Regions from separate parts of the Homo sapiens genome. Here all the other regions are linked to region 3. The links are chromatin loops, found by intact Hi-C in ENCODE. Cell type or tissue: ascending aorta. All regions are shown on one strand. Links, peaks and the distances in the headings refer to the core of each region. The heading gives the core; the rest is flanking DNA.

Region 1 (11,349 bases), core at 1,882-9,881, 120 kb before region 3:
AATCAGTCTCCTTTCTCCTTTCTGCTTCTCCCTGTCCCTGTGATAACAGAAGCACCTACTGCTTACCTGAGAAAGGTGGAAGGACGTCTATCATGCCAGCCACTCATTGACGTGCCCGTTTCCTGAACCCTTTTGGGCTTCTCCAGGGCATATGGCGATTTCCAAGCAGGCGACTCCATTTTCTTAGTGTCTACTATGAACCTAGAACTCTTTCACCAGTGGGTTGTGGTCTCATCATTTCCCACCAAAGCTTTTCCTCCTCTGGTGAGAAAGACATTGGGTATTATTCACAGAAACCCCCAAACCTAAAACCATTGTTCTTTCCCATGGTCTTCAGGTATCTTTCCTCTTTTAAAACTCCAGCTTCGGTTTTTCTCAATGGTTCTAGACTCCTAAAGAAAACTGTGGGTTAAAAAAGATGAACAATTGCCCTGCAACTTCTGCTTTTGTCCCAGATACCAAGTTTTTGACAATTTTCCAAGACTATGAAAGTAGCAATATGAAGAAAATTATTTCAACTTAATTTCCAGTTGAGATGTGAGAAAACAGCAAGAAGTTAGCATCACAATAAATAATCTAGCACATTTGTTTACATGTCTATGCCACTCTACAGCACTGCAACCCCACTAGCTCTGGGTCCCTCAAAAGAACATAGACCTTAGCAAATAGCAATGTGTCCCTACAAATGTTCATTGAATAAATAAACACATTCATTATTACTTACAGCTTAAAACCACAATAAAACACATTTTGAAATTTCCTTGTCTCTCAGTGACCTACAATTTGAGGATGAAAGCCCTATATCTGGCCAAGTCAGTTTTTCCCACTTTCTAGTGAAAGTGGAGAGTAAACCAAACCTTTGTACATCAATATTTTGACTGTGTAGGTTCTGGGAAGAATAATAATTTGAGAGCCTGAAACAGTACGGAATATCTGGGTAGCTGATTATTTTCCTTGAGAAAGACCTTATAAGCAGGCATAATTTATATCAACTTTATCAAAGCTTCTCACATTGAAGAATTAGTTGATGCGAGCTATGGCTGAGACCTCAAGGAGAGCTGAGACATCGTGGTGGGCTGGTGAGGAGGAAGCAGAGGCATCTGGAGTGGGAGGAATTTTCAGTGCTTTGTGCTGACCCCTTGCATAGGGAAGGCAATGGGTAGTTAGCAATCAAATAGGTGTTGAAATGTCTGAGAAAACTCAGGGTGGCTCTGGGCTTACCTCAGTCGGTTTCCTAGGTAAGCTGATCCTGGGGGTGGGGACTGGGGCAGGAATTTCTAGTGGTGACAAGGATCTTCTGAGTTATTTTGAATGTTGCAGGAAGGTGATTTTACAGTTAGGGCATTTATCAAGTAAATTTTAATTCAGTATTCAAACTACTAATGTTATAAAGTTCAAAACCTAGATTTAAAAAGCCTTTAAGTCTGCATGTAATTTCTTAACTTCTTTAAATAGATAATTAATTTGAGTGGTATGTTTCCTTTTTGTTTTAGAATTTCAGTGGGAGCCTTAAAATGGGGGAATGATAGAAAAGTGCTGGAGTCGTCTATATGGGAGTTAATAGAAAATATCAAAACTGGCCCTGGGACCCTCATCCCCACTTCTTCATCAGTCCATGTAAAAGAGGAAAATAAAGGCCGGGCGCGGTGGCTCACGCCTGTCATCCCAGCACTTTGGGAGGCCGAGGCAGGTGGATCACGAGGTCAGGAGATGGAGACCATCCTGGCTAACACGGTGAAACTCCATCTCTACTAAAAATACAAAAAAAAAAAAAAAATTAGCCAGGCGTGGTGGCAGGTGCCTGTGGTCCCAGCTGCTCGGGAGGCTGAGGCAGGAGAATGGAGTGAACCCGGGAGGCGGAGTTTGCAGTGAGCAGAGATTGTGCCAGTGCACTCCAGCCTGGGCATCACAGCGAGACTCTGAAAAAAAAAAAAAAGAAAAAGAAAAAGAGGAAAATAAAGTATGGGAAGACAGAATGAAGGGAATTAATAGTGGTCCAGAGCCCTTAGAATTTTTTCCTTCCTCTACTTGCCCTATCTAACTGAAGAGGGCTCAAAGAATTCAGTCGTAGAGACTGAAGATGCCTGTAAGGGGGTGGGGCATTGATATCTTACCCTCTGGCTGAAGGTTTGCTGAGATGCAGATAGAGCCCACTGCATGGTGAGAGAGCGCTCTCGGGAGAACCAGACATATGTACCTAGTGGGTTGGAAGAATTCTGAAGCATGGAGGTGAGTTGTAGGGACCCATGATGCCGGAGCAAGGAGAGATGACAGAAGTCGGAAAAAGCCTATACTTCCACAGTTTGACAAGGCAGGAATGCATGCAATTCCCTATGCAAAAGGAATGTTTAAGGCACACACTTGGCTGAAGCTAAGTTGAAAGACTTTCTGCACAAGAAGTCGGCCTGCACAGCAGTGCCAGAATCCTGTGCTTAAGCTGAGGTTGAAACTAATTTACTTCACCACTTCATTTTATTTAGGTACTCTTTATTGACTGTGTTCTACAATTCCCCCTAAAATAACTATACAATTCTCTAGTCATCTTCCTAACAAGAATCACAAAGGAGACTGTAGTATAGTTTCAAATACCCTTCAGTTTGAAGCAGAATCTTAATCCTGCAGCAATTAGAGAGGGATTAACCCACACAGGGAGGAACTGAGAAGAACTAGGTCATGTATTCTGGTGAACCTCAGGGAAGAAGGCTGGGATTCAGGGTAGTAGAAGAGTATATCTGAGGCTCTGGGATAAAGTGATACAAGACATTTCTGGTTGGGCGTGGTGGCTGACACCTGTAATCCCAGCACTTTGGGAGGCCAAGGCGGGTCGATCACGAGGTCAAGAGATTGAGACCATCCTCGCCAACATGGTGAAACCCTGTCTGTACTGAAAATACAAAAATTAGCTGAGCATGGTGGTGCGTGCCTGTAGTCCCAGCTACTCGTGAGGCTGAGGCAGGAGAATCGCTTGAACCCAGGAGGTGGAGGTTGCGGTAAGCCGAGATCATGCCACTGCACTCCAGCCTGGTGACAGAGCAAGACTCCATCTCAAAAAAATAAAAAATAATAAAGAAATTTCTTACATAGGAAGGTTGTGGTCTTCAAGCCTTATCTTTCTCCTCTTCCTCCTCCTCCTCCTCTTTCTCCTCCTCCTCCTCTTCCTCCTCCTCCTTCTTCTTCTTCTCCTCCTCTTCCTCTTCCTCCTTCTCCTCCTCCTCCTCTTCCTCCCCCTTTTTTTGTTGCCCAGCCTGATTCTGATTCCAACATTTTACTCTTAAAATAATCTTGTCTAATTGAAGATTTTTTTTGGAGAGATTGGTATAACAATGATTTTATTAGCTTTTCTTTGTCAGCAGATTTACATTGCTTCTAAAGAGCTGTATCAACTATTCCTTAGTTTAATGATGAAAATATGATTGCTGGAATCAGTCAACACCTCCGTGGGTGTAACCTGAACATAATCAAAACATTGCTGGGTTCTGACTGAATGAAAGCAAGGTGTGGTCCAATTGCTCTGAATATCATATCAGTGTTGAAAATCACAGGTGTGGCCTGATATGACAACTCGTGACATAAAATGATTTTACCTAATAGCACATAAATTTTAAAGATCTGATAATAGTCACCTCAACAGGAAAAAGCTAAAAATATGTGTGTGTATGTATGTGTATTAGAAATATATTAGATAAAAATATGTGTGTGTATGTATGTGTATTAGATAACTTATGCAAACCACAATTATATGAATAAAATATGGATAGTTTCAAATCAATAGAGTGTTCTGCGGTCTTATGTAGAATTTGGGAGTAGGGAAAGGGAATGTTGTTCAAAGTCTATCATGACCCTATGCAATGGTCCTTTAAAGTAGACCTGTTTGTAAGACACTAAGCATGTTTACACTCAGGGGCTCTGGGTTGTCAAAAAGTTGGTAGAAATAAGGTTGAGGAATAAGGTTACTTACTGTTGATAGGTACATAGGAACACTTTATAGACTTAAGGAAACAAGACCAGTTCCACACTCTATAAAATGGCTAGGCTTGGTCTTTTTACATATTGCCAAGCAAAGCTTGGATTGCGTTAGTGTCTGGCTACAGCTGGACCATGCCACGGAATTCCTCTGTGATGGCAGCCAACCACAACTGGGAAAAGAGAGGAACTATTAGACATAAAAAAAGAACTGGAACTAGCACATAGAATTAGTGAGAGAGCAAGTGACATAGCAGATAGAGTTATAAAAGCAATAGAATTATGTGACTCTAGTTTGAATTCACTGTTTCCTTTATCACTGTAAGAGGATTGGTGCCCTTTCCCAAGATAAAAGAGGCAAGTGAAAAGTTACTCAACTGGAGACAATAACTAGGATTTTGTACACTTGAAAGGCTTTTAAGATTTTCTTGGATACATATTTATGGCAGAAAATATTTGTTTTGCTCAAAGTTTTCTAAGCTTTTGCAAACCTGAAGTCATTGTATTAATCAAGAATGTTCAACTGCAAAATATGGAGCACATGGTTTGTCCTAGATTAAAAACCTAAAGCTGCATATGCCACCCACACATAAGAAGAAGGCTGGCAGTAACAGTCCAGGGCAGTGGGTTTAGCAATGACTCCAGGGACCCACGTTCCTCCCATGTTTCTATGCCTCATTCTTAGTGTCTTGGCATTTATGCTTATGTATGCTGCTCTATGGGCACTGGAAGTTGCCACATCTCTAGGCTTTGTGACTGCATTCCAGACAGAACAGGTTGCTTCAGCAGATTTCTGCTTATATCCCAGACCTATGTTATATGCCCACACCTAGCTGAAAAGGGAACTAAATAAACCTGTTTCCAGCTTTTAAGTCCTTGAGAACAGTCAGGAAAGGAGAAGCGTATTGAAAGTGCAAATTGAGGCTGGGCGCGGTGGCTCAGCCTGTAATCCCAGCACTTTGGGAGGCCGAAGCAGGCGGATCACGAGGTCAGGAGATCGAGACCATCCTGGCTAACACGATGAAACCCCGTCTCTACTAAAAACAGATACAAAAATTAGCTGGGCGTGGTGGCAGGCATCTGTAGTCCCAGCTACTCCAGAGGCTGAAGCAGGAGAATGGCGTGAACCTGGGAGGCGGAGCTTGCAGTGAGCCGAGATAGTGCCATTGCACGCCAGCCTGGGAGACAGAGCGAGACTCCATCTCAAAAAAAAAAAAAAAAAGAAAAAGAAAAAAAAAGAAAGTGCAAGTTACATCACCCAGCCTGTAGTGTTGGCCCACAGCCATTCCAAGGATGAATATTATATAAGCAATTATTAGATCACACAATATGTACTGAATTATTAACATTTCTCATCTCCTAAATATAGTAATATGAGAGCTGGTGGTTTTAAATCTTTCTTGCTTTTAGCCTAATTTATCTTAGCTTCAGCCCAGTTTCCCCTAGACCTGGGTCTGTGGTTCTGTAAAGAAATGGCAAGCTGAGTTATACTCAGGCATAGCAATTAAATTCTATTGTGCATGCCAGCTCCAGTCACTGGAAAGGGCTGGCCAGGCTGCCACGTAGAAATGAATTCTGAAGTTGCCTAGAGGCCTGGCAGGAAAGTGGGGCCTTGATGTTTTGCCATGAGAGAAAATGGAGACAATGTTTTCCTGTCGGCTGAGTGTGTGTTCTCCCTTTTCATACAAAATTCAGTTATACTGTAGACATTTCCCTGGAAAGTGTACTAGTTTTCCTCTTTCCTCCTGTAATTCTTTTAACACCAATATTTTTGAAGAAAGGGAAATGGATGCTTTTGCTTAGTAAACTGAGTTCAACTGGGAAGCCCTTACGTTGTAGAAAGGAAGGCCAGGTTGACAGTCAGCTACACTTGTTTCTTTGAGTTTAAGAAATTTACCTGGCGGTATCACCATAAATTCTATCTTCTAAGTGATGTTCAAAGAAGTGACTGTAGCCACATTAATTTTGTTGCAGTTTGTGCTATGATTCTTATCACCAATTATCAGTTGGAGCAAAGCTTTATGCCCAAATTAGCAACCTTAAATTTATCTACCCAAAGCTATTTTTGTTCAAAATTACTTACTCATATAAATGAAGTCATATTCCTTGTATTAGTCTGCTCGGCTGTCGTAACAAGATACCACAGACTGTGTGGCTAAAACAACAGAGATTTGTTTTCTCACAGTTCTGAAAGCTGGAAAGTCCAAGGTCAAGGTGCCAGCAAGATAGTTTTCATTCTGAGGCTGCTTCTCCTGGCTTGTAGGTAGCCGCCATCTTGCTGGGTGCTCACATGACCTCTTCTTTGTGTGTGGTGAAAGAGAGAAAAAGCTCTCCATTGTCTCTTGTTAGAAGTCTCTTCTTCCTATTGTATCAAGACCCCACTTTTATGACCTCATCTAACCTTGATTACCTCGTTATAGGACCTATGTCCAAATACAGATTAGGACTTCAATATATAAATTTGGGGAAACATACATCAGTTCATAGCATCTCTATAAAATAAAATTATAGGGAAGTTATAATTCTAAAACAGAAGATATATTTTTTCATTTTAGATTCAATAAAATATCTTTTATTCTAACCTGTATCGTAAGTCATGATATCCTCTGTCCACAGAAAGTTCAAGGTCTTTAGAAAGATTTGTGAGGAAGCACGAAAAGCAATCCAAATCCGTTTATTTTATCAGAGTCTTATTTTCAGCCAGAATTATTTAGCTTGAGAGGTCACCAAGAATAATAAATACAAGTAGTCCAAAGGTTAAGTTATTTTCTTCCACACAAACTTTAATCAGTTTTATGATTTTTAATTCTTGTTTTAATTAGAAATCAGAGGATATTGAAAATCCCCTCTAATGAGCTTTTATTTTATTTTTTTATTTTATGGGAGATGATTTAAGTAATAAGGCTTGCCAAGTGAGTATCAGTTTTTGATCAAGGAAATAGTTCTGAGCTATTCAAAAGAGTATTTAAAACTGAGGACGGAAACAAGCCTCAAATTGGTATATTTATTGTTGTGATTTAGATAAAATAATTGGACTAGAAGTTTAGAAAAAAACAACAAAAAAACAGTTTCACTTCTGATTGTCTCTCTTCTCCTCGAATAAGTCCCAAGAGAAGAATGCCTCATACAAAACTGACCAGTACCTAGGACTGGAGGGAAGAATATCTGGGTTTGACTATACCACCAATACTCGCCAGGTGTGTGACTTCGGACAGAAGATTTAACTCTTTTGAGCCTCAACTTTCTTATTCATAAAGTGGGACTATGAATTTCTGTCTAAAACATACGAGTATATATATATTTAGAATTGTGCCAGTCATATTACTGGTATGCAGTAAATTTGATAAGAAGTCCTTTGTGGATAGATATGTATAAAACTCATAGTTGTTTAACTCCAACACACTTTTAATTTTTGGTTAAATATACAGGCACTCAAAGAATATTTGCTGAGTCAATGAGACAATCTATTATAAACAAGTGACTTATCATGTCATTTCCTTTACTCCAATATTCAGAGTTTGCCCCAATGGATCTTCCAGCCTTGGTAGTTTATGACATTTTGATACAGAATAGAATTGAAATCTACAATTTTTAGGACTGGCATCAAGGAGCAGCAAATAAAAATCTCATGTTAGTCAAGGCAAAGTTTGTGTGAATGAATAAGCCATTAACACTCCAGAAGTGTGAGCAACAGTTTTCTCTTTTTGGATTTCTTTTGTCCAAATTACAAAAGTAGTGCATATTTGTTGGAGTAAAATTTAAACAAATTAAATCCTCTATAGAATTCTAAAAAATAGAGGAAAGCCTGGCTTTCTTTCATTCTTATACTCCTTCTTATCCTACTTCCTAGGATTAAATGATGATAAAAGTTTGATACATATTTTTATCACAGCTCTTTCTCTCCGTGTCTCTCTCTCATATATTCATGCAAAGAAATTGACAGGTAGGGTTTTTCTTTTAATGAATTATATTGGACAGTAAGTAGATTTATAATTTATAAAGAAGGGAACACAGAGAGGCCTCCCAAAGAACGACTCCACATTGTTTAATTTGCTGTAGTGTGAAACCTGAAGGGTGTCTGGGACTGGGCCAGATGAATCAGTTTTTGCCCAGAATGGCTCTTCCTGGTTCACCGCAATTATATCACACAAATGACCACCTTCTCCACATCTATCCTGGCTGGCTTGATATTAATCAGTCTAGTTGAGGTCTGTTCCTTTTTACTAAACCCAAATCTGACATTAAATATTGAAACTGTTCAATACATCAATAGGACAATCGGAGAGGGCTGTTCTTTTTACTTTGCAGTTCCCAGTGACACAGAACAGCTGAAAATCTGATCACAACATGCCGTTTTGAGTTCACTTAATGTTCCCTATCTCCTAGGCTCCATAAATAAAGAATCAGTGTTTGGAGAGTGATTTCAGGGTCTCGTCCATCTTCAGTGTCTTTAAGGATGGAAAACCTGAATTGCAGGGTCGGCAACATTCCGCAGTCTCCGGCCTGAGAGCCAAAAAGAGTGAAGAGATTCTCCCTAAATCTCAGGCCTCTCTCTGGCTGGGTATTGGGCACAGATTTTAATCACTGGGTGTCGTCGACCCTTGAGTGCCATAACCTCTGTGCGGATGAAGACATTACTTTTGGAGGGGTAACAGCATATATCTGCCCACAGTCTTAGGTCTATTTTTTGGTGACTCTTGTATTTGAGAAGCTCCTGCTATGTCAGAATCATAATAATTTTTCAAGGACATTTTATGTTTTCTAAGGTTTGAGTCCTCATCAACCAGGATTAGAAGAGACACGTCAACTTTCACTCCCTTGCTGTTTTCCAGCACATTTAACATAATGCTTTAGAAAGAGTTTTCACAAACAGTAAACATCTGTGTATAATGGGGTCGACATTATTCCTGACTTTTCAACAATAGCCTAGTCAAAATCCTTTATCATCCTATGTTGTTCAAATTACTAGCACCAATTTCTTCTTTCACTCCTCCATGTTTTTCCTTTTTGGGTTTCCATTGATTTGATGACTTTTCTTAGCTTTTTGTTAGTTGCTTGCTCCAGTCTTTTTAACCTCTTCTAGAGACTGCTCTAGAATTTATCCAGAAAACCCTCTTTGCTCTTCTTTAGTATAAACACCACTCTTACCTTCAGCTTTTACAATTACAACAGAATAGCTGGACATCACTACAGAATTTTTTATTTTTTTTTGGTAGATTTTCTCATCTGGAGTCCTATTTGAAAACGTACTTTTTGTATGGTCCTTACTTTAGATCCATTGCTTAAGAAGTTTTGGATAAGTGATTTCCAAGATGATTGTAACATTTAGAGAGAGTTGGCCACAAGTGTGCCGTGCTTTTATTTCTTAATTTAACAATTATTTATGAAGACTTTACAATGTGTTATCAAGCCCTGTCTGAATCCAGTTTTTTTCAGTGAAATTGCCAACTACATGTTTGGTCCAAATTAGAGACCTCTGATGTGATCTCTCAGGTTGCCAGCTGAAGGCATGTGTACAGGCTTTCTCTGCCGCCATGCTCTGTGCCTTGGCAACTGCTCTCATCGGGCAAATGCCAGGGCTTTATGTTCTGCCTTTTATACTTTCACCATCCACTCTGTAGCTGTACTTCATCATTATTGGAGTAGGAATTATATACATTTGCACATTTTTCCTGAAACATGGTCACTAGGTTGCAAAGAATAAAAACCCATTCAAATAAATAAAGCAAAAATTGACGAATCAATGGGAATCTTCTGAAGCTAGGCCTCACAGGGCCTGTAACCAGGAACTGGAGGACTGGGGCCAGTCCCACCCCTCAGTGTTTCTCTGCTGATCTTCTTGTCTCTCCTTCAGCTGCAATTCACATTGTCTTGACTTTGGCAAATGTCGGGCCCAGTTGTGATTGTTTTAAACCCTACCCAGCTACTCAGTTTTACCAATTTTAAGTTTTCAGTAGAGACTGACTAGTTTTCCTTTTTTCCAAATATAACTTTCAGAAAGAGAAGTTTGTTTTGTTTGTATCTCTATAACTAATTCCATTAGCGGAAACTGGGGGTACTGGGCTCATGAGGTCTGTTGATTTCTTAATAGAGGCTGTTGGAACAAGTTTTCTGAGAAGGAGTTAAGAAAGTTGGAAGGACAAGATTGCTGCCTCTAGTACAATTCTATACACACGCACACACCCCACATATGTACATATATATTATCTGTTCATAAAAAAGATATGCAGATTACAAAATGGAGGTTGAGAAGCCAGCATAATACAGAAGAAAAAGCCTTGGAGTGGGAGGAAAGAGTCATGAACGCTTGAACTAGCTTTGTGAGTAATTGCTGGTGTCACTTTCTCATTTCTGAATTTCATTGTCCTAATTAATAAGTGAGGAATGTACTAGTAGTTGGTTATGCACCTTAACACCCTTTTAAATAAACGATTTTTAAAAAAATGGCTCTTATACTACATTTCTTCTTTTTTCCTATGTTAGTGGTTCTCAGACTTTTTGGTCTCAGGGACTCATATCCTTAAAAAAACAAATAAAAGATTGAGGAAATCCAAGAGCTTTTATTTATATGGGTCATGTTTATTAATGTTGACTGTATTAAAAATTAACACTAACGTTTAGAAAAAAGTGTTTATTAATTAATTTGAAAATCACAATAATATGCTAATTGTGTTTTAACGTAAGTAACATTTTTATGAAAAGTAACTTATTTCCAAAACAAAACACAGTCTCTTCAATGTCTGCATTGAAAGAAAAACAGATGGATTTTCATAACTATTTCTGCATTCAATCTTTTACAGCTTGTTGTTTTCACTGAAGTGCTTGAAGAAAATGGACCTTATGCAGAATTGTAGTTGGAAAAGGCAGAAATATTTTGTGGCCTTTTTAGATAATTGTGGTTCTTTTTCTTTGGTAGCACACCACAACTCTATTAAAGGTAGTTTCTTAAAGGTTAGTGGCAATATAGGATCTGAAACCATATCTATTAACTTTTTACTATGAAAAGTTTATTAATCTATTTTGTACTCTTTTACCCATGCACATTTCTTTAATGTCATCCATTGGTCATTTGGAAGATGCTGACTTACCTACTAATTTAGATCTTCCAAATATCAACAATTTTCACTATACAACGTTGAGAAATCATGCTTGTTAATACAGTTAATACAACCACACATGTCATCAGAAAAGTCTAAGTATTGGAAAGAAGTTAAGCTCCCATGACAGTTAGAAATTTCCTGAATTCTAATTTTGGCTTGAAAGTTCCTATTTTAACACTGGCCACAGCTATTGTCAGTTGTTTTCCTTAAAGTGTTAGGCTCACTTTGTTCATTTTAGAGAATGTATCAGGCAAATATTCAAGTGTGAATAATCACAGTGTGCCTG
Region 2 (11,349 bases), core at 1,768-9,767, 260 kb before region 3:
CCCATTCTGAGTTCTCAAATTTTTATGTGACATCTTGAGTATTTGGACTCAGGTAGTAACAAATGTTATGTTTGCTGGGTGAGATGTTCAATGTGAGTAGTCATGGCCGGGAAAACCTTACGGTTCCATTTTTCCTGTTAGCAAGCTCTCCAGATATTCTATGAGAACTTACAGAAAGTAAATTTCAATAGAGACATCCACACCCACGAGGTTTAAAAACATGAAGCATAAACATATGAGAGTCAATATGATTTATTCTTCACTTTAGCTATTAGATAAAATGTGAATATGAAATTAGCAAATTAAATTAGATTGATATCTCATCTGGTTAGTAACATCATATTAATAGTTCAGTTAAGACCATTAATTATTTTTATACCCCATATGACTAGTTCTTGTTTATAAGATGGCCTCTAAGGAAAGGAAATGCAGAGCCATCCATTACCAGCAGGCAGAGAGTGTGTGACTTTTTAAGCACCCAGTGGTGTCTGTGGGCCACATGAACACTTGATTAGGAGTTCAGGTCATCATTAAAGTCACAGAGACAGGATGTGCTGTACAAGAAGGACAGCTGTTATCGTAATAGTTAGAACAAGGCACAAGAATCCCTCATCTGACATCCTCCTGGGTGTTTTCTATCACAACTCCCACCTGCTGCCTCACTTCTTATCATATCATTACTTAGAAAAATGATTGTAATGTGACTTGAGGTGAAGCCTTTTGAATTTTCATTAAAATAAAAAAAATCATTATAAAAGAAAAAAACACATTGTATATTCAGTGACACCTCTCTCACTTTTTCTTGAAAAGGACATGAATAATTTGGGAAAAATAAATTCATTATGTCATACTGGGATTTCCATATTAAATTATATTGTTTTGAAACCATATGGAACTGCCATTTAGACAGTCAAAAAGAGTTGAAAATTAGCAATTTCATATGGTTCAACTTAATAAGAGCTGTTACTCATTGATCATTGTTTGTGTCAGAAAATCTATGAAAAAATCCTTATTTCCTTATTAATCTTCATAATCATCACAAGTAGTGATAGTAAATCTCCATCAGTTCCCATCTTCCTACCTTTGCCAAAGCCGCCCCACATGGACCTTCTTAGGCAAATGAAGTTTCAAGATCTGTCCTCCATCCCATTCCCCGCCCTGCACTTCCTACCCTAGCCCACACTTAGAATTGCCTCTCCTAAACTCTATTTTATGGAAATATTTGTGATGGTACTGCCTAAGACACAGGCGTTGTTATCGCACACGCTTAACAGATTGGGAAATGGAGGCTTAGGGAATCAGGAAGGAAGACAATTGGAGCAGCAATTAGGTAGGATTTGAACCCAGGTCATCTTGGCTTAAAATTCTGAGCTTCTTCAACAATTGCCATAGTATCTCTATGCTTGATGACTCAATCACCTGATATAAAGCACTGCGAAGGTGACCTAACACATTTGGGCCAAATTGCTAGAATTAACCTTATTCATATAGTCATGACAGATCAATAGAAATATTACTTTGTCCTTGTCCTTATGTAATGTCAAAGATCGATGAAACCTCAGAAATGACCTGATGGTTCAGTGTCCCTAGGGGAATTTGCTACAAGTGAAATATTCCGGACCCCTTCTCCAAAGATTCCAAATCTAAGTCAGGGATAAGTCCACAAAGATTTACTTTTCTATAACCACCTCAGGTGAGCCCAGTGAGAAACTTCAGGAAAATCTTGGATAAATGTTAACCTAGTCCAGTTGCCTTATTTTATTTATTTTTAAAAAATCTTTTTCACTTAATATTTTTTTCTTCAGGTCAGATGGGTAATGTGCCCATTCGAGGGTGGCACATCTCACACACGTGCATGAACACCCGATCATCTATGCTCATGAAGTACAAAAGGATTGATTGCCTTATTTTATAGATGAAGAAAGTCACTTGAGATGTGAAGCTATTTAACTTACTGCTCTGTTGGTACCATTGGTACTAGGACTAAATTTAGGTCTCTGAACTCATAATCAAGTGGACTGATTCCTAAACTTTAACCACAGACCCCAGAAATGCAGGTGTGTGGTAAGCGTTATTAAAGGTTAAATAAATAACATGAGTCACACACACAGTATTTATCAACAAGCACAGCGATGGCCTTTTGATTGAAAGTGGATCTGTTATTAGGCCTCCACTTGCCAGCTAGCCTAGCTCAGCTGGGGACACCAGAAGTCAGTTCAGGCCTAAAAGTAATCAAACTGAAGACTGGTTGAAACTTCTAATGAAATCTTCAAACAGAACCTTCCCCAGAAGTCTAGTCTAGTTGTTCCAAACCAGACTAGTCTGGGTTGGAAATACCAACTTCAGGTTTTTAGAGTAAACATGTAAACAATGTCCTCTGTAGAAATGGACCTAAAAGAAGCCTGATCTTTGGACCTCCTAAGGGATGCTATGTGTTTGGACAAGGTCTTGGATTTATCCAATCAAATGCTTACTTGAGTGGTTTTGTAGTAATTCCTTGTATGTGGTGAAAAGGCGGAGTGAACAAGAATCTCCAGATCAGAGATATGGGGAGGGGACAGGAGAGTATAATGAATTCCCTCCTAATACACACTAGTACCATGTGGATGGCAGCTGTGAGCTCCTTGCACTTGGTGAAATGGTCACCTGGTGTGTGATGCAGTACCTGCACCTCCATGCAAGACCGTAGACGTGGGGAGCCTCTACTTCCATCTGGGAGCATGCTATATTGCCTCTGTCAATAACTATCTCTATAAATTTTAAAGTTTCGGTTCAGATATAACTTTTGCATCCTTTATCTGTGGCTGTTGGTGTCTTTCCATCAATCATGTCCCATGGCCCTGTTGTGATAACCATGCACCCACAGTCCTCAGTTCATGTAAGCATACACAATGAATAGTAATGAAGATGATGCTCTGGACATGCCACTTCTATTTCTGCAAGTCTCTATAAATCCAAGTCAAGGTCCTAAGGTGCCTGCAGGTGCCCCACAGAATTCTCTTCTGAAGCCAGTTCTTCAGCCTCCATATCTATTTAGTCTTTGTTTCATCCTTCTCTGCCCTCTTGATGTTGTTAGTCTATTTAACAGGCATCTATTATTTAGGCATCTAAGCCTCCATTCCATCTGGAAAGCTGTCTACGCTTTTGTGAAGACCTGGATGATCCCTGTCCACTGCCCACAGTCAAGGGTGAGGGGCGGCTCAGCAGGCATATCCCTGCTCTTACCTGCTGCCTCCCTTCCCTGCTTGTTGGTTGATTGTGCTCAGTGCCCATCGAGGTAGGGCTTCAGCATGCCCTGATGTCCGCAATTCTCTCTCAACCAAGACTTCAGCACAACACAAGGAGTGTTTTGTTTTGTTTTTTGTTTGTTTGTTTTTGAGATGGAGTTTTGCTCTTGATGCCTAGGCTGGAGTGCTATGGCATGATCTCAGCTTATTGCAACTTTTGCCTCCCAGGTTCAAGCAATTCTCCTGCCTCAGCCTCCTGAGTAGCTGGGATTACAGGTGCCTGCCACCACGCCTGGCTAATTTTTTGTATTTTTAGTAGAAATGGGGTTTCACCATGTTGGCCAGGCTGGTCTCGAGTTCTTGATCTCAGGTGATCCACCCGCTTCAGCCTCCCAAAGTGCTGGGATTGCAGGCATGAGCCACCACGCTCGGCCAGCACGAGGAGTTTTGAGGTATATTTAAAACCAGAAAGAACTAATACAGGTGCTCACAGAATCAACTGTAACATGATTTTATCTAAAAATCTGCCCTTTTCAATTCCAACATTTGATTTTCGGGCAAATCAGTTATTTCTTACGAAATTAAAAACTGAATTCTCATAGGATTTCAGAAATGACTCTGATTTCAAAGTGCAAACTGCTTGAAAGCCTGAACTAACCACTTAACATGAACTACATCCCAAAACTCTAATTCAGAAATATTATGTTATCTCCTTTGTAAAAATCTTCCTGTGGTGTGGTACTTAGCACTGGGGTCACTTCTGACCACCAATATGGAGAAATGAAACATTTTTTATGTGATTATCTTCTTTTACTCATCCTTGCTCTTAAACGCTGTTTCTCTTTGATGCCCTATGTTTATTTTAGATCATTTTCCAAGTCTTTTAATGTTTTCTAATCCTGCCCCTGCCCTCCTTATGTGACTATCTAAAACTAAGCAAAACAAAGCCCACCTAATTCATATTAAAATGTATTGCAGACCAATGACTTACCCATATATCAAGGAATTATTATAGAATAAAATATATAAACATAAAGAACTCAGATCAGATAGTCTTGGATGGATTATAAGGCATTATTTTGATTTTATGTGGCCTGACATGATTATTGTGAGCACTAATGATCATTTTTCTAATATTGGGTGACAACATGATTACTTGGTTTTGTTGTATGCATCGTAAACAGATCCTTTAAAAAGCAAAACCTTGCACTGACAAAGTGAATTAGACAGTTTGTAAGTATGAAAATAAAGAAACATTTATATAGCTTAAAATATCCCTAGTAAAGAGCCTATTTCTGAGAGAAGGGTAAAAATTTTTGAGAACAGAATTCTTTGAAAAACATAATCGTGCTAGGGAGGAAAGATGCCAGATTCTCTGGAATTTTTGAACTCAGATATAAACTGACTGATCTAAATATAGGGAGTTACTTTGTAAATTGAAAACGCATTAGGACATTTTACCCCCACTCCCATGGGAATGCCTTGTCTGGAATAGATGTGCATAGGGCCATATTTTGTTTGGTTTGAAAGGAGCGTGAAGATTGAAGGGCATTTTGGTCCTGCTTTGATTATTGTAATGCCAACACACTTTTGTTTGATGCAAGCCTGGTGACTCCTGGCGAGAAGGGAATTATGCTTGTGGAACGAGAGATTTTCTGGATGAAGAAAAGAACACGACAGTCTCAGTTTTCTGTCACATTCTGAATTAAATGTAAAAATACATGTTTGTCCTTCCTAGAATGCTGCATCAACTCTAGGTGATTTAGATACAGTTTAGAGAAGACCCTTCAAATGCCAATGACCTTCCAGAATGCATTACATCTTAATTTAGAGTAACACTAGCAGACATGGAGAAAAATTAGTTGGGTTTACAAAATAGCCAAACCAGGTTACTGGGATCCTGAGGGGCAACAAAAAGCCCTGGCTTTGCCTTCATCTTAGTTTACACAACACATTCCAGTTTCATGGATCTATAAATACCATTTGACTTTCTCAAATAATAAATTAGCGGCTCCCAAGAGGAAATGAAAATAAAAAAAGTCAAGTGATTCTTTTGCCTCAGCCTCCTGAGTAGCTGGGATTACAGGCATATGCCACCACACCGGGCTAATTTTGTATTTTTAGTAGAGATGGGGTTTCTCCATGTTGGACAGGCTGGCCTCGAACTCCTGACCTCGGGTGATCCACCCGTCTCAGCCTCCCAAAGTGATGGGATTACAGGTATGAGTCACTGCGCTTAGCCTGAAAATTAAAAGATTTTGAAGCTTCTCATGGAGAAAGAATTATAAAAGTTCAAAGCTAGAAGGGGAAAAAAGAAACAATACATCGATTAGATGCAACTAGCACAGATCAGAACCAATTCTTGTTTAATTCTCCCACCACCCTCCAGCTTCATGTTGCTATCCTCCTCTGGCCAATGAACCTGAAGGTCAGAGTAGATTTCCAAAAGTTGCAGAGCTATTAAGCATTCCAGACGACCCTTCATTTTCTACTACCTCTATCTGATAGGACACAGAATTAAGAGAAACTCCCAGGGCAGGGTCAAATATTTCCACCAGGACTGCCGAGAGCCTTGGTTTCCTCTAAAACAAATACACTGGCTTTTCACAGCCAAACAGACCTTGTATTCAGGGCTAAGAGATGAGTTCTAAGTATCTGTGTGGTCCCAAGCATACCGTTTTCTGGGTGGCCCACTCAACATGACAGAGCCTCCAGTGAAGTTTCTCTCCTTTAATTAATTTCATTAGTTTTGTCTGGTAGTCTAGTTCTACCCTGTGGACTATTTATGGGGTCCTGGTTCCTGTCTAACTCTTTCCCCTATCTCATCCCCCAGGGACCCAGGGCCTTTGCTTTGCTAATTCTCAACCACCCCCACATTTCCACTGAAGAGCTCAGAATATCTTGAGCCCTTGTCTGAGAACCTCAAATATCTGAATGTCTTCTCCTCCAATCTCTGTCATTTAGTCCACTATGCCTGAAAACTTCTTAATTCCTTTCAGAAAGTAAGACCATGCATGTTTGAAGACTCTGACCTTTAGAAATTGCATCCTTATATCAAACCCAAATCCTTCTTCCTGTGGCTATTACCTAAGTCGTCCTGGTTCTTAAATTGACTTTTTTTTTCTTTTTCTGAAGGCTCACAGCAAGTAGGTGACCAAGTTAAGCGCCATTTCTTACAGCAAATGAAAAATATCTGGAATTGATTCAAGTTCCTAGGCTCAAGATGACATTCATTCATTTATGCAAAATACATTTTTTTGAGTGACTAATAGTACCCACTGTCCACATCAGTGGGCAAAAGCCATGAGAAATAAGTCTGATCTCTCTTCCCTAGGAAAAAACCTTTAAATCGTCAAAGAAGACAGTTATCTTTCGACCACTGAGTCATCTCCAGGCTTACAGGCTTCATGTATCTAGTTCTTTCTGTCTGTGGTATGACCTCTTCTTTTAGAGGAGGTCTCATTAGAATATAAGTACCAAAAAGCTATGGACTACATTGTGTTCCTCTTTACATACACTGTGGCTAGCAAATTGTTAATGCTTAATACGTAGCTTTAAAAATAATATGAATACATCATGATTATTTCTGGAACTCTTCTAATCTGAGCTGAAATTTGAACTGAGTCTCTTTTAGCTAGAATTTACAAACTTACTTCCTGAATGAAATGGAATCAGTGAAATAGAAATCATTTTACATTGAAAGGGAAAAGATTGATCATAACGTGATGTTTTAAGCAAACAACAACAAAATTAGAACATAAATGGTCTAATCAGGTCAGAAGTAGGCATTACAAGAAAAAGTAAGCTTACAACTGCAGGCAAATCAGAGATTCTGGAACACATAGGTATTAGGCTGATTTTGCATTGCTATAAAGAAATACCTGAGCCTGGGTAATTTATAAGAAAAGAGGTTTAATTGGCCCACAGTTTTGCAGGCTTTACAAGAAGCATGGCACTGGCATCTGCTCAGCTTCTAGGGAGGCCTCAGGAAGCTTACAATCATGGCAGAAGGTGAAGGGGGAGCAGGCACCTCATACGGCGAAAGCAGGAGCAAGAGAGAGAAGTGGGGGCGTGCCACACACTGTCACATGACCAGGTCTCACGAGAACTCACTATTGTGAGGACAGCACCAAGGGGATGGCGTTAAACTATTCGTAAGAAATTAACTCCCACGATCCAATCACCTGCCACCGGGCCCCACCTCCAATACTGGGGATGACAATTCAACATGAGATTTGGGTAGGAACCAATACACAAACTGTATCAATATCTAAAATAATCAATGAATCCAGGAGCTGGTTTTTTGAAAAGATCAACAAAATTGGTAGACTGCTACCAAGACTAATAAAGAAGAAAAGAGAGAAGAATCAAATAGACGCAATAAAAAATGATAAAGGGGATATCATCACCCATCCCACAGAAATACAAAGTACCATCAGAGAATACTATAAACACCTCTAGGCAAATAAACTAGAAAATCTGGAAGAAATGAATAAATTCCTCAACACATACACCCTCCCAAGACTAAACCAGGAAGAAGTTGAATCTCTGAATAGACCAACAACAGGCTCTGAAATTGAGGCCATAATTAATAGCCTACCAACCAAAAAAAGTCCAGGACCAGATGGATTCACAACCAAATTCTACCAGAGGTACAAGGAGGAGCTGGTACCATTCCTTCTGAAACTATTCCAATCAATACAAAAAGAGGGAATCCTCCCTAACTCATTTTATGAGGCCAGCCTCATCCTGATGCCAAAGCCTGGCAGAGACACAACAAAAAGAATTTTAGACCAATATCCCTGATGAACATTGATGCAAAAATCCTCAATAAAATACTGGCAAACCGAATCCAGCAGCACATCAAAAAGCTTATCCACCATGATCAAGTAGGCTTCATCCCTGGGATGCAAGGCTGCTTCAACATACGAAAATCAATAAATGTAATCCAGCATATAAATAGAACCAACAACAAAAACCACATGATTATCTCAATAGATGCAGAAAAGGCCTTTGGCAAAATTCAACAGCCCTTCATGCTAAAAACTCTCAATAAATTAGGTATTGATGGGATATATCTCAAAATAATAAGAGCTATCTATGACAAACCCACAGCCAATGTCATACTGAGTGGGCAAAAACTGGAAGCATTCCCTTTAAAAACTGGCACAAGACAGGGATGCCCTCTCTCACCACTCCTATTCAACATAGTGTTGGAAGTTCTGGCCAGGGCAATTAGGCAGGAGAAGGAAATAAAGGGTATTCAATTAGGAAAAGAGGAAGTCAAATTGTCCCTGTTTGCAGATGACATGATTGTATATCTAGAAAATCCCATCGTCTCAGCCCAAAATCTCCTTAAGCTGATAAGCAACTTCAGCAAAGTCTCAGGACACAAAATCAATGTACAAAAATTACAAGCATTCTTATACACCAATAACAGACAAACAGAGAGCCAAATCATGAGTGAACTCCCATTCATAATTGCTTCAAACAGAATAAAATACTTAGGAATCCAACTTACAAGGGACGGGAAGGACCTCTTCAAGGAGCACTACAAACCACTGCTCAATGAAATAAAAGAGGGTACAAACAAATGGAAGAACATTCCATGCTCATGGGTAGGAAGAATCAATAGCGTGAAAATGACCATACTGCCCAAGGTAATTTATAGATTCAATGCCATCCCCATCAAGTTACCAAGGACTTTCTTCACAGAATTGGAAAAAACTACTTTGAAGTTCATATGGAACCAAAAAAGAGCCCACATTGCCAAGTCAATCCAAAGCCAAAAGAACAAAGCTGGAGGCATCACACTACCTGACTTCAAACTATACTACAAGGCTACAGTAACCAAAACAGCATGGTACTGGTACCAAAACAGAGATATAGACCAATGGAACAGAACAGAGCCCTCAGAAATAATGCCACATATCTACAACTATCTGATCTTTGAGAAATCTGACAAAAACAAGCAATGGGGAAAGGAGTCCCTGTTTAATAAATGATTCTGGGAAAACTGGCTAGCCATACGTAGAAAGCTGAAACTGGATCCCTTCCTTACACCTTATACAAAAATTAATTCAAGATGGATTAAAGATTTAAATGTTAGACCTAAAACCATCAAAACCCTTGAAGAAAACCTAGGCAATACCATTCAGGACATAGGCATGGGCAAGGACTTCATGTCTAAAACACCAAAAGCAATGGCAACAAAAGCCAAAATTGACAAATGGGATCTCATTAAACTAAAGAGCTTCTGCACAGCAAAAGAAACTACCACCAGAGTGAACAGGCAACCTACAGAATGGGAGAAAATTTTTGCAATCTACTCACCTAACAAAGGGCTCATATCTAGAATCTACAATGAACTCAAACAAATTTACAAGAAAAAAACAAAGAACCCCATCAAAAAGTGGGCGAAGGACATGAACAGACACTTCTCAAAAGAAGACATTTATGCAGCCAAAACACACATGAAAAAATGCTCATCATCACTGGCCATCAGAGAAATGCAAATCAAAACCACAATAAGATACCATCTCACACCAGTTAGAAAGGTGATCATTAAAAAGTCAGGAAACAAACAGGTGCTGGAGAGGATGTGGAGAAATAGGAACACTTTGACACTGTTGGTGGGACCGTAAACTAGTCCACATTGTGGAAGTCAGTGTGGCGATTCCTCAGGGATCTAGAACTAGAAATACCATTTGACCCAGCCATTCCATTACTGGGTATATACCCAAAGGATTATAAAACATGCTGCTATAAAGACACATGCACATGTATGTTTATTGCAGCACTATTCACAATAGCAAAGACTTGGAACCAAGTGAAATGTCCAACAATGATAGACTGGATTAAGAAAATGTGGCACACATACACCATGGAATACTATGCGCCATAAAAAATGATGAGTTCACGTACTTTGTAGGGACATGGATGAAGCTGGAAACCATCATTCTCAGCAAACTATCGCAAGGACAAAAAAACCAAACACCGCATATTCTCACTCATAGGTGGGAATTGAACAATGAGAACACATGGACACAGGAAGGGGAACATCACACACTGGGGTCTGTTTTGTGGTCGGGGGAGCGGAGCGGGGAGGGATAGCATTAGGAGATATACCTAATGTTAAATGATGAATCACTGGGTGCAGCACACCAGACTGGCACATGTATACATATGTAACTAACCTGCACGTTGTGTACATGTACCCTAAAACTAAAGTATAATTAAAAAAAAAAGAATTAAGGATATCAGGAGCTTTAGGTTTATTTATTCAAATGAAGAATTTCCCAGAAGGTGATTTGATTCTTAGCAGCAGCATAGCTTAAAGCTCTCACCAGCAGAACCCACCATTTTCCTATGGATATTTTTCAAATATGTATTTAGGTTTTTTTGGGTTTTTTTTTTGGGAAACGGAGTCTCTCTCTGTCGCCCAGGCTGGAGTGCAGTGGCGTGATCTTGGCTTACTGCAAGCTCTGCCTCCCAGGTTCACACCATTCTCCTGCCTCAGCCTCCCAAGTACACATTTAGGTTTTTACCTTTGAACTCCTAGTACTTTGTGCCAATGCCAATTAGTTGTGAATTTACTCTTGTACTATCCTCTGGCATCTCTTAAACTATCATTTCCTTTGTGATATTTTACTTTTCTTGCATGTATTCTTTGTTTCTTTAAGCAGAGTAAAGTCATTTTTTGTAAGAAGTGCAATGTCTTTCACTTCTTTATGTATCTCATGAAGTCTGTAAGAATGCTATTCTACTAATCAGACCGGGCAAACATGCTGTGACACATAGACTCACCGATACGTAATGGCTGAAATGTAACAGAAGTTTAGATCTTACTCACTTAACCAAGGCTGGCATTCTTGTTCCTGTTCATGAACAGCTTTTTGCCACGTGGAGACTCAGAGCCAGCTCCTCTCAATGTGTGGTTCTTCCTATCTTAGGATTTTGTTGTTTTCTACATCGAGCTTGGAGAAGCTGGAAGAGCCTGAAGAGCCAACTGGTCCTTTTTTTTTTTTCTTTTTTTTGAGATGGAATCTTGCAATCTCAGCTCACTGCAACCTCCGCCTCCCGGGTTCAAATGATTCTCCTGCCTTAGCCTCCCAAGTAGCTG
Region 3 (8,000 bases), core at 1-8,000:
AGATGCAGCATGTATGGAAGTGCTTCTTCTTGTCACTGCCACCAAAGGACCCAGACTGAGAGAATGTCCAACTTGCAGTAGGTGCACCCGAGAGCACACATCTCTGGGTTTGCTGGGGCAAAAGAAGAGAATTCCCTTCTCTGTCGTTAGGCCCATAAGAGCTTCACATCGCTTTTTCTCATAGCCCCTTGATCAGATTAGTCACACATACCCATCCAACTGCCAAAGAGCTGAGAAGTCACTGTCTTCCTGTCCTTCAAAGGAGATGAGGACAGACACTGAGGAACCTGAGAGATGACAGCCACTTTGATCTTCTTGCTTCTACTCATAACCTTTAATTGCCACATAGCAGACAAAGTGATGTTTTTAAAATAAAAATTGTATTTTATATATATAAATATATTTATAATTATGTTATATTACATGTTTTATTTATAACTGTATATTACATATAAATTATATTTATAATTATACACATAACTATTGATACAATATATTAAAAATATATTATAAACACATAATTACATATATACAATTATATATAACTTCTAGGAAAAGTAAATTCATATATATACATACACACACATATATATATACATAAATTCATTATTATTTCACAGCTCTGATGGAAGTTCCTTCCGACTGTATTTCCTTCCTATCATCTTAAGATAAAAGACAAGCCACTGTGCCATAAGGCCTCTAGGCCTGTGTGGCCTGGCCTTTTCTATTCTCATGCTTCAGTCCCCTAAACGTGTGCTGTAGCAGGCATGCTTTCTTCCAGTTCTTGCATATTCCAAGTGCTTTCTTTGCTCAGGTTCTTGACCCCTGCTTTCTTTTTGCTTGGCTAATTCTTATGCAGCTTTCACGTTTCAGCTTCAGTGTCATCTCTGACCTGCTCTACGTTCCATGCACGTAGAGAGCATGGGTATTTTGTTCTCCATTATAGATTCAGCACATCATACTGCACCTGGCACAAAGAATATACTCAATAAATATTTGTTTATATTAATTAACAAATTAATAAATATTTGTTAAATGATTACACGCAAGAATGAATGATCAGAGGCCTCCCATATACAGCACTATATGTAGTCTTCTAAAGCACATTGACATAGCCATAACAGATAAATCAGTCACTTAGAACAGCAACCATTTATATTCTTTTATATTCTTAGCAATATTATTATGATAAAGATGCCCACATTGCAGGTAATGATAATTCCAAGTGTTCGCAATTCATCACCTGCCTACTGGACATTTTCAGCATACAACATATTATTATTTTTAGTATTAAAGTACATAATAGGAATGGAAATCTAAGGTTTGAGTAACAGGAAATGTGCAACATATTTTCAAAGACAGATACCACCAATTCAGCCTCTCTCATGAGACCAATGGAGTGATATTTTCCAAATAAGGTATCAAATGCAAAGTGACAAAGGATTTTTGCATCATTTCCAAATGTGGACCAGTACTTAAGAAGAGTAGTTTTAACTCCCTACATTGACATAGCTAAGGCAATTTGATGGTTCGGAAGGACAATGGCATGGAATATGTATAATTAGAACTGTCATGGAGAATCTGAGACAGATTGTTGTCATCTAGTCAGATCTCAACAGAAGAAAAGTGATTGGAAGCCTGATATACCTATTTTAAAAGGTACAATGAGTGGTATAATTAAAAAGGTTGGGTATAAGCTTGACGAAGTTAGCAGATACTCATTAAAACCATTTCAGTAATTCCTATAATAATACTGGCCATGGTTTTAAAGTCACCTAGTGAAAGTCATTATATTGAAATAATTAAAGAAAAACTTCATATTGTGTTTCCTTGGCAATAGAACATTCAGATGGAGCCACACTAAATATTTTTCTATTTATTGCAGCCATCTCCTTAATGACACTTTTCAGCACATATTATACATTAAAATTGTTTATGATATTTTGTTATTGCTGAATTTGATTTAATTACATCAGGGCTTAAGGAAAAGGAGTCTAAACTGAGAGAGTTCATGAAGACTTCGTTTTCTAACAGTTTAGCGAAAGGTCTTTCAATTCCCTTGCCTCTGCTTATACGCCTCCTGCTCCCCACTCCTAAAACCATACATAAAATGGTATTGTCCAATCTCTTCTTAGTCTTACCTTCACTAAAGGCTGTGAACTGCCTTCAGAAATATACTCGTAAAACTTACACAGACTCTCATTAGGAAGCTGCTACCCTCCACTCCCGTCACAGCTTAACTCCAATCTCTTTGGTCTTTTAAATACCTTGTTTCCTCTCCATCTTTAAGAGACAAATAGATATATCTTTCAAGAATGTTTCAAATGAGAACTCATAACTTTCTTGAGGGAATTCTCTTGCCCACTTGGAAAATAGCTTCTCTGGCAGGGGTTGTGATTTCCGATGGGGGCGAAGTCACGGCTTTTCGCAACTACTCTGTATTTTTGTTTTAAATGTACAGGAATCTCTTCTAAAGTTCAGATATAGACTTATACTCCCCTGACATACTCGGGGGGTCTGGATATTTTCGGAGGTTGAAGCATTCATATTCCATCCAGTGGTTTGTATGAAAGTAGAGTCAGCGTGATCAACACTGGACACTGGGAGGTGACTCTTGGACAGCCAAACCTCTCCTTTCTGTGCCAGCTTCCCCCTTAGGAAGACCCTACTATACCATTGTCAGGAATTCCGGAATTCCATACTCCCTTCCTCAAAACCCCCCTTTTTCCTGAAATCCACTCTCAGGAAAACAGGTAAGCTCCTTTCAATATACAAATGAATCATCAGATCTTATACTCTAGCTTTCCTGCAGATATTTGAGTAATTGCAGAAGGCTAAGCTTTAAGTTAAAGAAGTTAATCTTTGTCATTTATAATAGAAAAAAAATAAAAGCAAATGACTAACAGGGAAGAAATTAAGTAAGTTATTACTTATACCTGATGGCATGTTACCAAAGCACATTGACAGAAAGTTTAAATTTTTTTCCTATAAAATTATTAAACATTTAAAACTTGTAGAATATTAATGGCAAAACATGCTTATGCCATATGTTGAGCAAACACAGGAGGAAAGAGTATAATACGATAAAAACTATTTAAAATGTCACAGAAAAAGACTAGAAGTGAATAGTTGCTTTTGAGTAATGGGATTATGGTTTTTATTTTAATTTAAAACATCCCTTTATTATTTTTTGTAACAGGGAAAAATGTAAGTGTAAAATAAAGAATGGATTCTCAATGGGAGATTTTTTTTAAAAAACCAGTTTCTGCTTGAATATATATACATACAGTTTTTTTTCTTTCTTTCTTTCCTTTTTTTTTTTTTTTTGAGATGGAGTCTCACTCTGTCTCCAAGGCTGGAGTGCAGTGGCGCGATCTTGGCTCACTGCAACCTCCACTTCCCGGGTTCCAGTGATTCTTCTACCTTAACCTCCTGAGTAGCTGGTATGACAGGCATGTGTCACCATGCCTGGCTAATTTTTGTATTTACAGTAGAGATGGGGTTTCACCATGTTGGCCAGGCTGGTCTCGAACTCCTGACCTCAGTTGATCCACAAGTCCCAGTCTCCCAAAGTGCTGGGATTACAGGCATGAGCCACCGTGCCTGGCCGAATATCTTTATCTACTAACACCTACACTCCTTATTTGGTGGGGAATGGCATACCAGTTCTCCCCACATGCTTTCCAGAAGGCTGATTGAGTGGAACACTTGGAGCTGATGACTTGGATTTACATAAGTCTCATCTTACTAACACATCAAGGCTTTTGGATTTAAACCTCTTCAGCATCCTCTGTATCCCTAAGGAATGCAGTTTCTGCCCCTCTTATCCCTGAGTATAGAGGAGAATAAAGCTTTGGCATCAAATCGCCTTCAGTTGTGGTTGAATCCACCATTTGCTAGCCGTGTGACCCTGGGTGTCTACTTAGGCAAGGAAGACAAGCTTTCTTATCTGTAAGGTGGTAATCTGGTGAAATAAAAATGAGAAAATCTATGTTAAAAAATTCTTAGCACAGATTCTCAAACACGAATAGTTACTTAATATCTCATGACTCATTATTGCACTATGCCTCCAAAACTGAATGTGCCTCATAGTGTGGGTTTTATCAAGATTGGGATCTGCCTCTCATTTCTTAGGATGAGATCTTTCTTAGGAATACCTGTGGCTCTATTTCCTCCTTCCCCAATCATGCCTGAAACCTTGGATTGGCAAAGTCCTGCTTCATTCAAATAAGCCCTGGGTTTGCTCAAGAGAACAGTGGCTTATCTTTTCCAAGTTAATAGAATACAATTTAAATTACGTTTTCACCACAAAGACTGAGTTAATCCTGCTAGAGGCTTTTTCCATTTCCTGACCAATACGATTTGGCACTGGAGGAGACTATGGTATGTTAATAACAGTATTAATTGTTAAAATTCACTTGTTACAAAGTTTTCATTGTCTTGGTATCATTATAATTTTCCTTTTATAAGGAGAATCGACTTAAATCACTTGGCTGCTCTTTGTTCTTCCTGTTTGCTAAGCACTGGCGACGTCTTGTTTTCAGCACTTAACTGAGTGCACATCTCAGCTCTCACCTAAAGCCTTTGCCAAGGGGCTAATTTCCAACATTGACAGCATCCTCCACTCCTGCGTCCCTGAAGCAAAGCTAAAGAAAAAGTAGGAAATAGCAAGAGGGAAGAAGTAATTTCCTTCACTTCTTTCTGAGTCTGTTCATTCCTTCTTGGAATTCAGTTGAGGGTTAACTGTCTTCTCCTTTCCTGCGAATGCTTCACGCCGCCTCCTGGTGACCAAATAAAGCCATACTTTTTTTGCTGTCTTTGGAAATATTCTTCATGGCTCCTGTGGGCTGTGGGAGCAGGAAGCCAACAAAAGATAAGGTCTCAAATCTCTTCAAACAGTCCTCACACTTGCTCTGCTGCCAAGTCATTAAGCAAGCAAACTCCTCTCCCATACGGGCTGTTAACTTTTATTTGTGTAGTGCTGCTTTTAAACATGGCTGGCCTGAACTCTTTTTTTTTTTTCTCCTTGTATTGAGAAGAAACTGCCCAGCATCTGCTTTGATCACTGCAATGTCTGCTAGTCTACTAGACTTTTGGCCTATCTCAGATGACTCTTTGAATGTAGCTTGTTTTTTTTGTTGTTGGTGGTGGTGGTGGTTGTTTTTGTTTGTTTGTTTAGCCTCATTCATGTATTCATTCATTCAGGATTCATTTTTCTAATTCAACAAATTTATTTTAATCAGCTAGTATTTGACCATTCTAGATGTTAGGTATATATCAGGGAATATAGCAGTTAAAAAAAAAAAAGAAAAAATCCTTGCCCTTCTAAAGCTCACTGTCCAGTAGGGGAAGGGAGCTATGCAAGTTACTGCATATAGTGTGCCATAATGTGGTTAAGTGCTTTGGGGAAAAAGTAGAACAGGGTAAAGAAGATCAGAAGAATCAATGGGAGAGGTCTATCATTTTAAATGAAGTGGTCAGGATGGGTTCCATTGAGAAGTGAATGTGAGTCAAGACTCAAGGAACTGCAGGCATGAGCCAAAAAGCCCCACGAGGCAAGAACGCTTCAGATCCTGTGGGAGGAAACCAAGACATAGAAGCTTTTGTTCATATTCTTGGCAGTATGAGTCATTGGGGGAACACAGACTAATAAAGTATGTTTCTTGCCTTCAAAGAGTTTATAGTCTAATATAAGAAACAGGTCCAAAATAGGCAATTTCAGTAGACTGTGATTGATAAAACACTTGGCTAAGGATGCTTTAGGGGCATAAAATGGTCTGAAGAAGGTGATATTGTTAATGGCTTCTCTTTGTCAGCATTTGTTAAATGGCCTTTTGTAGAGTATAGACCACTAATTACAGAAAATAAGAGTCATTGGGGGGACTCAAATTTGTTTAGCAAGGTCTATATAAGTTAAATGATATAATAATATATTAAAATTTATACATTAAGCGTAATAATTAAGTGCTCAATTTATTGATTATATTTATATAAGCTACTACATAGCAATATATTATTAATTTATATTTAGATTGTCTCAATAGGATTAATTCATAGATTGATTATTTTAATGTATGGATTATGTAAATGTAGTTCATTATGTTTATGTCAATATATTAAATTTTTTTTTTTGAGGCAGAGTCTTGCTCTGTCACCACACTGCAGTGCAGTGGCGAGATCTTGGCTCACTGCAACCTCCGCCTTCTGGGTTCAAGAGATTCTCCTGCCTCAGCCTCCCAAGTAGCTGGGATTACAGGCGCCCGCCACCATGCCCAGCTAATTTTTGTATATTTAGTAGAGACGGGGTTTCATCATGTTGGCCAGGATGGTCTGGATCTCTTGACCTCGTGATCCGCCCACTTCAGCCTTCCAAATTGCTGAGATTACAGGTGTGAGCCACTATGCCAGGCTCTCAATATATTAAAATATTTGTTAAGTAATATGAAATTAATGTATTTTGTAAATTAAATCATTAAATAATTGATAATGAGATTTTGTGTATTTAATTACATTTTATATAAGTTAATAAATTTTAAATATTATAATTAATTTCACTTTCATTTTAACTACTTTTACAGTGGCCACTAGAAAATTTGAAATTACACATGTGGCTGACACTTTATTTCTATTTGTCAGCACTGGTCTTGATTCACTGAACAGATGGCTGGCTTCCTAGTTCCTTACCTCTTAGCATTCCAGAATGAACAAGGTTACCCCAGGTCACTGAGGGACACTGTTGAGGAGAAAAAGTTGGATTCATTGAGATCAACATACAATGTCTTTCCAACTGCCTTACCTTCTTCTTAGTAACCTGATGAGTACTTCTCATGCAGGGGATTTAGATAAAACTTTCTTAGACTTTCTGTGTGAACTGTTAGCAGGTACATGAATTTATGTGATTCTTCATTCTTTTTGCAAAAAAACAGTCTAAGTTTTACCCACTCTATAAAGTCTGTTCTCTATTTTTCAGCCGCTTGTGGTGTTCATTTACCATTCAACACAGGTTAAGCACTGCTACTGCTGATTATTATAATAATTATTATTTTGCGATAGTTTTGGTTTTACCTGCAAGAAAACTCAGTCTAGTTTTGGATTTCTTTATACCGCAACCCATGGAGCAAATGTTACTCATGTAAAACTCTCAATGAGTGTCTTTTATCTTTGCTGCTGCCATTTCATTACCTGGGACATTTGTGCCTTGAATTGTGTATGAAATTCTACTTTAAAACAGATTCCTGGTTTATATACTCATATTGATGGTCTCTATTTTATTCCTTGGAAGCAGTTCTGTGTTCTGTTTCCTCTGTCCCCACCCACACTATACAGTTCTATCATTCCATTCTTGAGAGTCATAATTCAGCATTCCCCCCTGTATCAGTCCATTTTTTCATTGATATAAAAATACCTGAGACTGAGTAACTTATTAAAAAAAAAGAGTTGTAATTGGCTCACAGTTCTGCAGACCGTGCAGGAAGCATGATGCTGGCATCTGCTTCTGGGGAGGTCTCAGAAAGCTTCCAATCATGGCAGAAGGTGAAGGGGGAGCAGGTACATGACTTGGTGTTGAAAGCAAGAGCAAGTGGGGAGGTACCACACAGTTTTAAATGACCAGATCTCATGAGAACTCACTCACTATTGCTAGGACAGTACCAAGAGGGATGGTGCCAAACCATTCACGAAAAAATCATGATCCAATCAGCCTCTGACCAGGCCCCACCTCCAACACTGGGGATAACATTTCAATGTGAGATTTGGGCAGGGATAGATAGCCAAACTATATTACTCATGCAGCCAAACACCCTCGCTGGTCAATCTCCTTACAGTGGGCCTGAAGCTCTGAAATGTTTTTCTGGTCTGAAGATTTTGAATCTTCCCTTGACAGAACAGTCAAGCCATACTACTCAATTTTAAAGTGGCTGGTGACATCCGTATCTCCTAAGGCAAAGTGTTCTAGTTAATGATTTGCCACTTCTGCTAGGTGTGCACACTTAATTGAGGCT

What was found. Peaks named below come from ENCODE experiments on the same cell type or tissue, not always from the same donor. Only the 100,000 strongest peaks of a DNase experiment are listed, where the experiment ranks them.
Region 1: it touches region 3 in a loop (2.4-fold over the local background); 4 of 110 quality-filtered maps call a loop at or near these places.
Region 2: a loop joins it to region 3, with 13 times the contacts of the local background. A loop is called at or near these places in 3 of 110 quality-filtered maps.

What each region holds. Positions count from the first base shown.
Region 1 is chr2:114,420,793-114,432,141 of GRCh38, forward strand. No RefSeq gene overlaps it. Among named protein-coding and RNA genes, the nearest start is that of DPP10, 16 kb to the right of the region's middle. In ascending aorta, for the core only: no CTCF peak of the experiment used is centred there; DNase peaks (open chromatin) are centred at 4,099, 5,529 and 6,189; H3K4me3 peaks cover 1,808 bases; H3K27ac peaks cover 5,530 bases.
Region 2 is chr2:114,279,280-114,290,628 of GRCh38, forward strand. It overlaps the pseudogene LOC124906175. Among named protein-coding and RNA genes, the nearest start is that of DPP10, 160 kb to the right of the region's middle. In ascending aorta, for the core only: no CTCF peak of the experiment used is centred there; no DNase peak of the experiment used is centred there; H3K27ac peaks cover 4,224 bases.
Region 3 is chr2:114,538,739-114,546,738 of GRCh38, forward strand. All of the region lies in intron 1 of DPP10 (dipeptidyl peptidase like 10), which reads left to right. Among named protein-coding and RNA genes, the nearest start is that of DPP10, 100 kb to the left of the region's middle. In ascending aorta, for the core only: a CTCF peak has its summit at 4,779 (motif pointing left); a DNase peak (open chromatin) is centred at 4,823; H3K4me3 peaks cover 1,024 bases; H3K27ac peaks cover 1,743 bases.